2 separate regions of the Homo sapiens genome follow, and region 1 is linked to region 2. A link is an interaction called in ENCODE POLR2A ChIA-PET data of the cell type or tissue named here. Cell type or tissue: Caco-2. All regions are shown on one strand.

Region 1 (4,000 bases), 1.6 Mb after region 2:
GGCTCACGCCTGTAATCACAGCACTTTGGGAGGCCAAGGCAGGCGGATCATGAGGTCAGGAAATCGAGACCATCCTGGCCAACACGGTGAAACCCCTTCTCTACTAAAAATACAAAAAATTAGCCAGGCGTGGTGGCATATGCCTTTACTTCCAGCTACTCGGGAGGCTGAGGCAGGAGAATCCCTTGAACCCAGGAGGTGGAGATTGCAGTGAGCCGAGATCATGCCACTGCACTCCAGCCTGGGCGACAGAGCAAGACTCTGTCTCAAAAAAAAAAAAAAAAAATAATAATAATAATAATAATAATAATAAAAGGCTGGGCACAGTGGCTGACGCCTGGAATCCCAGCACTTCAGGAGGCCGACGTTGGGGGAACACTTGAGGTCAGGAGTTCAAGACCAGCCTGGCCAACGTGGCAAAACCCCAACTCTACTAAAAATACAAAGATTTGCTGGGTGTGGTCACGTGAGCCTATAATCCCAGCTACTTGGGAGGCTGAGGCACGAGAATCACTTGAATCTGAAAGGCTGAGTTTGCAGTGAACCGAGATTGTGCCACTGCACTCCAGCCTGGGTGACAGAGTAAGACTCTGTCTCAAATAATAATACTAATAATAATAACAAAAAAATAAAATAAAATAGTACTCACACAACTGATAAGCTTACCAGAAACTGAAGTTAAGTATTTGTTTTATGCTATAAATTAAAGCATATTCCAGATGAACTAAAGGATTATATCCAGAAAACAAATCATAAAACAATTAGAATAAAATCTATGTTGATAGCTGATATGAGTCAGGGAAGTCATTCCAACCTTAAAAGTCTTAAGTTCCGGTCTTAAATTATTTCTTCCTTAAATGGTAAGAAAGAAATAAAAAGAAGAAATAATAAAAACTCCAGGAGTCAAAACACACACACACACACACACACAAATACTGTAAATACAGTGAAAAGTCACTGGGGGAAAATTATTTATATTGATACATGATTAATGGTGACAGTTCTAATTAATTATATGAAGAGTGTTTTATATATATGTGTATATATATATATATACACACATATATACACATATATACATATATATGTGTATATATGTATATATGTATGTGTATATATATATGTGTATATATATGTATGTGTATATATATATGTGTATATATATGTATGTGTATATATATGTGTGTATATATATATATGTGTATATATACATATATATATATGAAAAATAAGTAAATATCCAAATAGAAAACTTTTGGCAAAATGTATAAGCCAACATTAAAAAATTGATAAATTAAAATGGTTAATAAACATTTAAGACAAGTGACAATAATAATCAAAGGGATGTAGAATAAGTAAAATAAGAAGAAATCATTTTCACTTATCAAACTGACAAAAATAAAGAAAAATGTTCCCATTGTTGGAGAGGGCTCAAAAAGAGATATACACACACATCGTTGCTGAAAGCAAAAATGGATAGCAACTTTCTGGAAAATAATTAAACAGTATTTATCAATTTCTCTAAAATGTGTATGCCCTTTGATTAATTACTATTCTGGAGAACTTTCCTTGAAAATAATTGAAGATGTGCACTGAGATTTATTTAATAAGAATGTTTGATCATAACATTGGTTATAAGAGTGAAAAACTGGAATAAACCTAAGTGTTCTAAAATAGGCTGATTAAATAAATGATGGTACATCTATGCCTTAGAATAGTACACAGTCATGAATACTTGAGCACTTAAAAATAGTCACAGTATATTTATTAAAAAACAAAATAGAAAAAAATGAAGATAGACAAAGAATATAGACCAATGTTATTGGTGTTGAACTTCTGAATAATGTTTAATTTTATGTTCTTTGGTATGTTTTTACTTTTTCTTAACTTACAAAATATTTCTTTTTTCTTTTTTTTTTTTTTATCATTTTTTTGAGACGGAGTCTCATTGTGTCGCCCAGGCTGGAGTGCAGTGGCACGATCTCAGCTCACTGTAACCTCCTCCTCCCGAGTTCAAGCAATTCTCCTGCCTCAGCCTCCTAAGTAGCTAGGACTACAGGCACCCGCCACCACGCCCGGCTAATTATTTGTATTTTTAGTAGAAACGGGGTTTTGCCACGTTGGCCAGGCTGGTCTCAAACTCCTGGCCTCAGGTGATCCGCCTGCCTTGACCTCCCAAAGTGCTGGGATTACAGGGGTGAGCCACCACACTAGGCCCAAAATATTTCATTATAAGCATATATTACCTGCATAAAAATATATATATATTAGGAGTGTCATGAGCTGAGATGGCACCACTGCACTCTAGCCTGGGCGACAGAGAGACTCCATCTCAAAAAAAAAAAAAAAAAAAAAAAAAAAAAAAAAAAAAAAAAAATATATATATATATATATATATATATATATAATATGTGTGTTTGTATATATGTATACATATATGTAGATATATATATGTGTATATATATGTATATATACCCATACATATATGTATGTATATTTTAAAAAGGCAACAAAAAACACCACAATGAGTAGGAAGCCTCTTCATGTTTCTTTTCTTCTACTTTTTTTTTTTTTTTTTTTTTGAGGCGGAGTCTAGCTCTGTTACCAGGTTGGAGTGCAGTGGTACAATCTCAGCTCACTGCAACCTCCAACTGCCTGGTTCATGCGATTCTCCTGCCTCAGCCTACCAAGTAGCTGGGATTACAGACACACACCACCATGCATGGCTAATTTTCGTATTTTTAATAGAGATGGGTTTCACCATGTTGGCCAGGATGGTCTCGATCTCCTGATCTTATGATCCGCCCTCCTCGGCCTCCCAAAGTGCTGGGATTACAGGGGTGAGCCACTGCGCCCTGCCTCTTCTACATTTTTTGTATTGTTTATTTTTTTATTTATTCATTCATTCATTCATTCATTCGTTTATTTATTTTTGAGACGGAGTCTAGCTCTGTTGCCCAGGCTGGAGTGCAGTGGTGTGACCTCAGCTTACCACAACCTCTGCCTGCCAAGTTCAAGTGATTCTCCTGCCACAGCCTCCTGAGTAGCTGGGATTACAGGCACGCACCCCCATGCTCGGCTAATTTTTGTATTTTTAGTAGAGACGGGATTTCACTATGTTGGGCAGGCTGGTCTTGAACTCCTGACCTCGTGATCTGCCCGCCTTGGCCTCCCATAGTGCTGGGATTACAGGTGGGAGCCACCACGCCTGGCCTCTTTATATTTTTTATACTGAGCTTATGTTTATCTTGGCGTGAGGTGTTTTTTCTAATTTTTCCAGGAACATATCAATATAGTATGACCACAACATGTGAAAGAAACTAAAAAAGTGGTAAAAATGCATTAAAATTAAGTGGCCACTATAGCAGTTTTCTGCCCCAGAGGAGTAGAGAAAAGGTCTCAGGGCACAGCTGAGCAATTGCCCCTAAATTAGCTGAAGTCCCTCTAGGACCTTGTCTTCCAGCACTTATTACAGTTGTAATTTTATCCTGCTTGGCATGATCATCATTAATGAATGCCTACCTTCCTCACTTACACTAAAATTAACAGCTTAGCATTATAATGGTACACACCACATGCCAATCGTTTTTCTAAGCACTCTGCCTATATTATTTCCTTTAATCCAAACAAACAACCCTCTGAGGTGAGTACAGTTTTCTCCTCCATATGACAGATGAGGAAACTGAGGAACAGAGAGGGCAAATAAGTTGTTCAATCTCCACAGGCTAGTAAGTGGCAGAGTTGGGATTCAGCCAGGCCAACTGGCTCCATTGTTTGTGGTCTTGGCCAATTCTCTACCAGGCGTCAGCAGATTGCAACCCATGGGCCAAGCCCAGCCCCCACCATCTGTTTTGTTTTTCAATAAAGTTTTATTGAAACACAGCCATGCTCATTTGATTACTTATCTATGGCTGCTTGCACTTTACAACAGCCAAGTGAAGCATTTGCTACGGAAACTTACATGGATCTCTCCTCGCTCCACACCGCTGCATGGCACCCT
Region 2 (4,000 bases):
CTCCCAGGCTCAAGCAATCCTCCCACATCAGCCTCCCAAGTAGCTGGGACTGCAAGCGCATGCCACCACGCTCGGCTAATTTTTGTATTTTTTTGTAGAGACAGGGTTTTGCCATGTTGCCCAGGTTTGTCTCGAACTCCTGGGCTCAGGCGATCCTTCTGCCTCAGCCTCCCAAAATGCTGGGATTACAGGTGTGTGCCACCATGCCTGGCAAATTTAGTTTCTAAAATGGTCACAGGAATGATCTGAGTTAACATAGCATTCATTCATTCAGTCAGTCGTTCACGCCACAAATATTTATTGAGCATCAACTATGTGCCACACATAGTTCTAAGTAGCAGAGAAACAATAGACAACAGTCTCCCACTCTTCTGCTGCCTTTTGGTACTGACAGGACCCTTGTGATTACATTGGGCCCACTCAGAACATCCAAGATAATCCCTATATTTTAAGGTCAGCTGATTAACAACCTTAATTCTATTTGCTTCCTTAATTTCCCTTTGCCACGTAATATAACATATTTATAGTTGCCAGTGATTAGGATGTACACAATCTCTAGGGGGCCACTATTCTGTCTACCCCACTCGCTATTTTGATAGCCTATAGACACAGCTGTGTCTCCACATCCCATAATTGTGGATTCTTTACAGATATTATTTTATGTAGTCTCATAAGGATCCTAAAACGTGTATGCCATGATCTCAACTTTGCATATGAAGAGCATGAGGCTCAGAGAAGTAAACTGAGTTTCCCAGGATCACACAGATACAGTGTCAGGGTTGGGGATTAAGCCCAAGTCTGTGGGGCCCCAAAGTCTGTGAGTTTCCAGCAGGCTAAGCTTGGCTACGTCATGTTTGCAGAATGATCTCTTCCATGTACTGGCTGCACTAGAACAGACAGACACCTCAGTTAATTCAATGGCTCAGCCACGTGGACTTAACTTGTGGAGAAAAGTATAAAGGCAGGGCAACCCTCTGGAGACCTCAGTTCAAATCCCACCTCAGGGAAATGACATCAGCTCTTTGGGCCTCAGCCAGCTTCTCATGGGGATGCTAAATCATCCAGGAAAGCTCTGAGTCATTTGTACAAGAAAGATTTTAAGCTCCTCTATGTGCCAGACTCCATTCTAGAAATTTCCACAACGCTCCATAAAAGCAGGATAAAAATCACTCCTTTTTATTTGAACCATGCAGATAATTTTGCCATCAAGTTATGTTCATGATAAAAACCATGGCCAAAGCTACCACGGCTTTACTGTGTGCCAGGGACCCAGCTCTGGGCTTTGCAAATATGGACAGTTCTGAATCACGATTCACTCTAATAGCTGGACTTCAAAAGAAACAGCAAACTTCATTCCCCTTATTCAAGTGTGGATATTCCCTTAATGAAATCCCAAATTAAGATCCAAATAGCTGGTGATCATAAGAAGAACCACCATCCTTACTGTGGGGCGAGAGGTTTCTGGCGGGACACTAATTCTCCTCATTTCCCTTCCTGGAGTTAAGCCTTTGATCTTTCAGTTCACAGATGACAGGGCTGCCTACCAATCACCAGGAATTGCTGAAGTGCCTTTCTGTCTTGCTGAGTACGAAGGTGTGCAGACACTCAGAGCCGCCTTGCTCACGATCCGATTTTATGAGCATTGAACTGTGGGTTTGGAAGCAGATTGATCTGCTTTTTTGAAGTCAAAGCTGTTTGCCTTTGCTGTGTACTCATTGGAAAGGGAGAAAGGGAGCTAGGAATGTTGATAATTGAGTGTTTTTTTCTGGGGAATGACTCCTGCCTAAAATCTAGGAAGCCCCTCCTTGTGCGAGGAAGTCATTGCTGGGACTCACCATTTGGTGTGTGGGTTGCTTCTCAGGATGAATTTTATGACAACAACAACAGTAACAACAACTGATTTTTAGAAGTTTGGGGAACTTGATAACTAAGTGAAGATGAGAGGAAAAAGCTGAGATTTGTGTCCAGCAAATAGCTTTTCCGTGATTTTTGGAAAACAATCTCAGTCTTTTAGTCTAGCCTCTACATTTGGTGGTGATGGGAGGGACAGCTAGCATGAAAAGCTATTAACTCAAGAGCACTTAGAAAATGAATTTTAAGGCCAGGCGCAGTGGCTCACACCTGTAATCCCAGCACTTTGGGAGGCCAAGGTGGGCGGATCATGAGGTCAGGAGTTCGAGACCAGCCTGGCCAATATGGCGAAACCCCGTCTCTACTAAAAATACAAAAATTAGCTGTGGCAGCGCACGCCTGTAGTCCCAGCTACTCGGGAGGCTGAGGCAGGAGAAACTCGGGAGGAGGAGGTTGCAGTGGGCCAAGATTGCGCCACTGCACTCCAGCTTGGGCAACAGAGCAAGACTCTGTCGCAAAAAATAAAAATAAAAATACAAAAATTAGCCGGGCGTCGTGGTGCATGCCTGTAATCCCAGCTACCCAGGAGGCTGAGGCAGGAGAATCGCTGGAACCTGGGAGGCGGAGGCTGCAGTGAGCCGAGATTGCACCACTGCACTCCAGCCTGGGTGACAGAGTCAGACCTGTCTCAAAAAAAAAAAAAAAAAAGAAAGAAAAATCTAGGCTGGGCACGGTGGCTCATGCCTGTAATCCCAGCACTTTGGGAGGCCGAGGCGGGTGGATCACGAGGTTAGGAGATTGAGACCATTCTGGCTAACACGGTGAAACCCCGTCTCTACTACAAATACAAAAAAATTAGCCAGTCATGGTGGCGGGTGCCTGTAGTCCCAGCTACTCGGGAGGCTGAGGCAGAGGAATGGCGTGAACCCAGGAGGTGGAGCTTGCAGTGAGCCGAGATCGCGCCACTGCACTCCAGCCTGTGACAGAGAGAGACTCCGTCTCAAAAAAAAAGAAAAATCTGGAAACAATCTGTTCATTAATAAGTCCATCGTTAATTAGTTGACTTCTTAGTTCTTCAATATCCCCATCTGTAGAACAAAGATATTCAGAATACTTATTGGCTGATGATGAGGACTAAACTAGTTAATGTGCAGACAGCGTTTAGAACAAGGCTGGCACAGAGTAAGTTCTCAATACTCTTTGCTATTATATATTATTACAACTCGATATTAGAAATGAACATAAAAAAAGACTAAAGTTGATCTATATGTGCTGAAATGTTCGTATTTATGGTTAAGGAAAAAACCCAATAAATGGCAGAATATGTTGAATATGGTTGATCACATTTGTGCTTTTCAAGCAAGGCTGTGCCTGTGACTTGTATTTACTATGTAGGTTTATTTGTATATAGAACATTTCAGGAAGGATACACAAAAATTGGTGGTTATAAAGGAATTTCTGTCTAGACTCTAGAGAGTTAATGTTAAAACACAGCAATCTGTCTACATTCTTTCAAAAGACATCTGTCGACTGCCAACAATTCTAATTTATGGTTTATGGCACATATAGAAATGGAGCAATTTGAGTCACAACTGTCTAATATGGCTTTGTTTGAAACTAGTGGGTACGATTAATCTATGATTTGAACTAGTGACAAAAAGCACTCATAATATATGTTTTAAGAAAAAAGCCATATGGCTCTGCTGGCCGAAAACCTTTTTTATTTTTTTTTGGAGACAGAGTCTCGCTCTGTCGCCCAGGCTGGAGTGCAGTAGCAGTGTCGGCTCACTGCAATCTCCGCCTCCTGGGTTTAAGTAATTCTTGTGCTTCAGCCTGTCGAGTAGCTGGGACTACAGGCATGTGTCACCGTGCCCAGCTAATTTTTTATTTCTATTTTTTGTATTTTAGTAGAGATGGGATTTCACCATGTTGCCCAGGCTGGTCTCCTACACCTGAGCTCAGGCAATCTGCTCACCTCTTCCTCCCAAAGTGTTGGGATTACAGGCGTGAGCCACCTTACCCGATTGGAAAACCATTAATTTTGAAAATGATTGCTATCAATAAAGTGTCGCTTTTTGGAATAAAAAGCTATGAAACCTCCTGGCTTCGTTTTAAATTATCTTCGGAGTCAAATACTAGAAACAAATTA

What was found. Peaks named below come from ENCODE experiments on the same cell type or tissue, not always from the same donor. Only the 100,000 strongest peaks of a DNase experiment are listed, where the experiment ranks them.
Region 1: POLR2A ChIA-PET joins it to region 2 with 6 read pairs; 1 of 35 experiments calls an interaction of 5 or more read pairs at or near these places.

The regions. Positions count from the first base shown.
Region 1 is chr20:53,499,151-53,503,150 of GRCh38, forward strand. The region is part of intron 1 of TSHZ2-AS1 (TSHZ2 antisense RNA 1); the gene reads right to left. Among named protein-coding and RNA genes, the nearest start is that of TSHZ2-AS1, 3.2 kb to the right of the region's middle. In Caco-2, no CTCF peak of the experiment used is centred here; no DNase peak of the experiment used is centred here; H3K4me3 peaks cover 162 bases.
Region 2 is chr20:51,929,958-51,933,957 of GRCh38, forward strand. No RefSeq gene overlaps it. Among named protein-coding and RNA genes, the nearest start is that of LINC01429, 69 kb to the left of the region's middle. In Caco-2, no CTCF peak of the experiment used is centred here; a DNase peak (open chromatin) is centred at 1,574; H3K4me3 peaks cover 475 bases.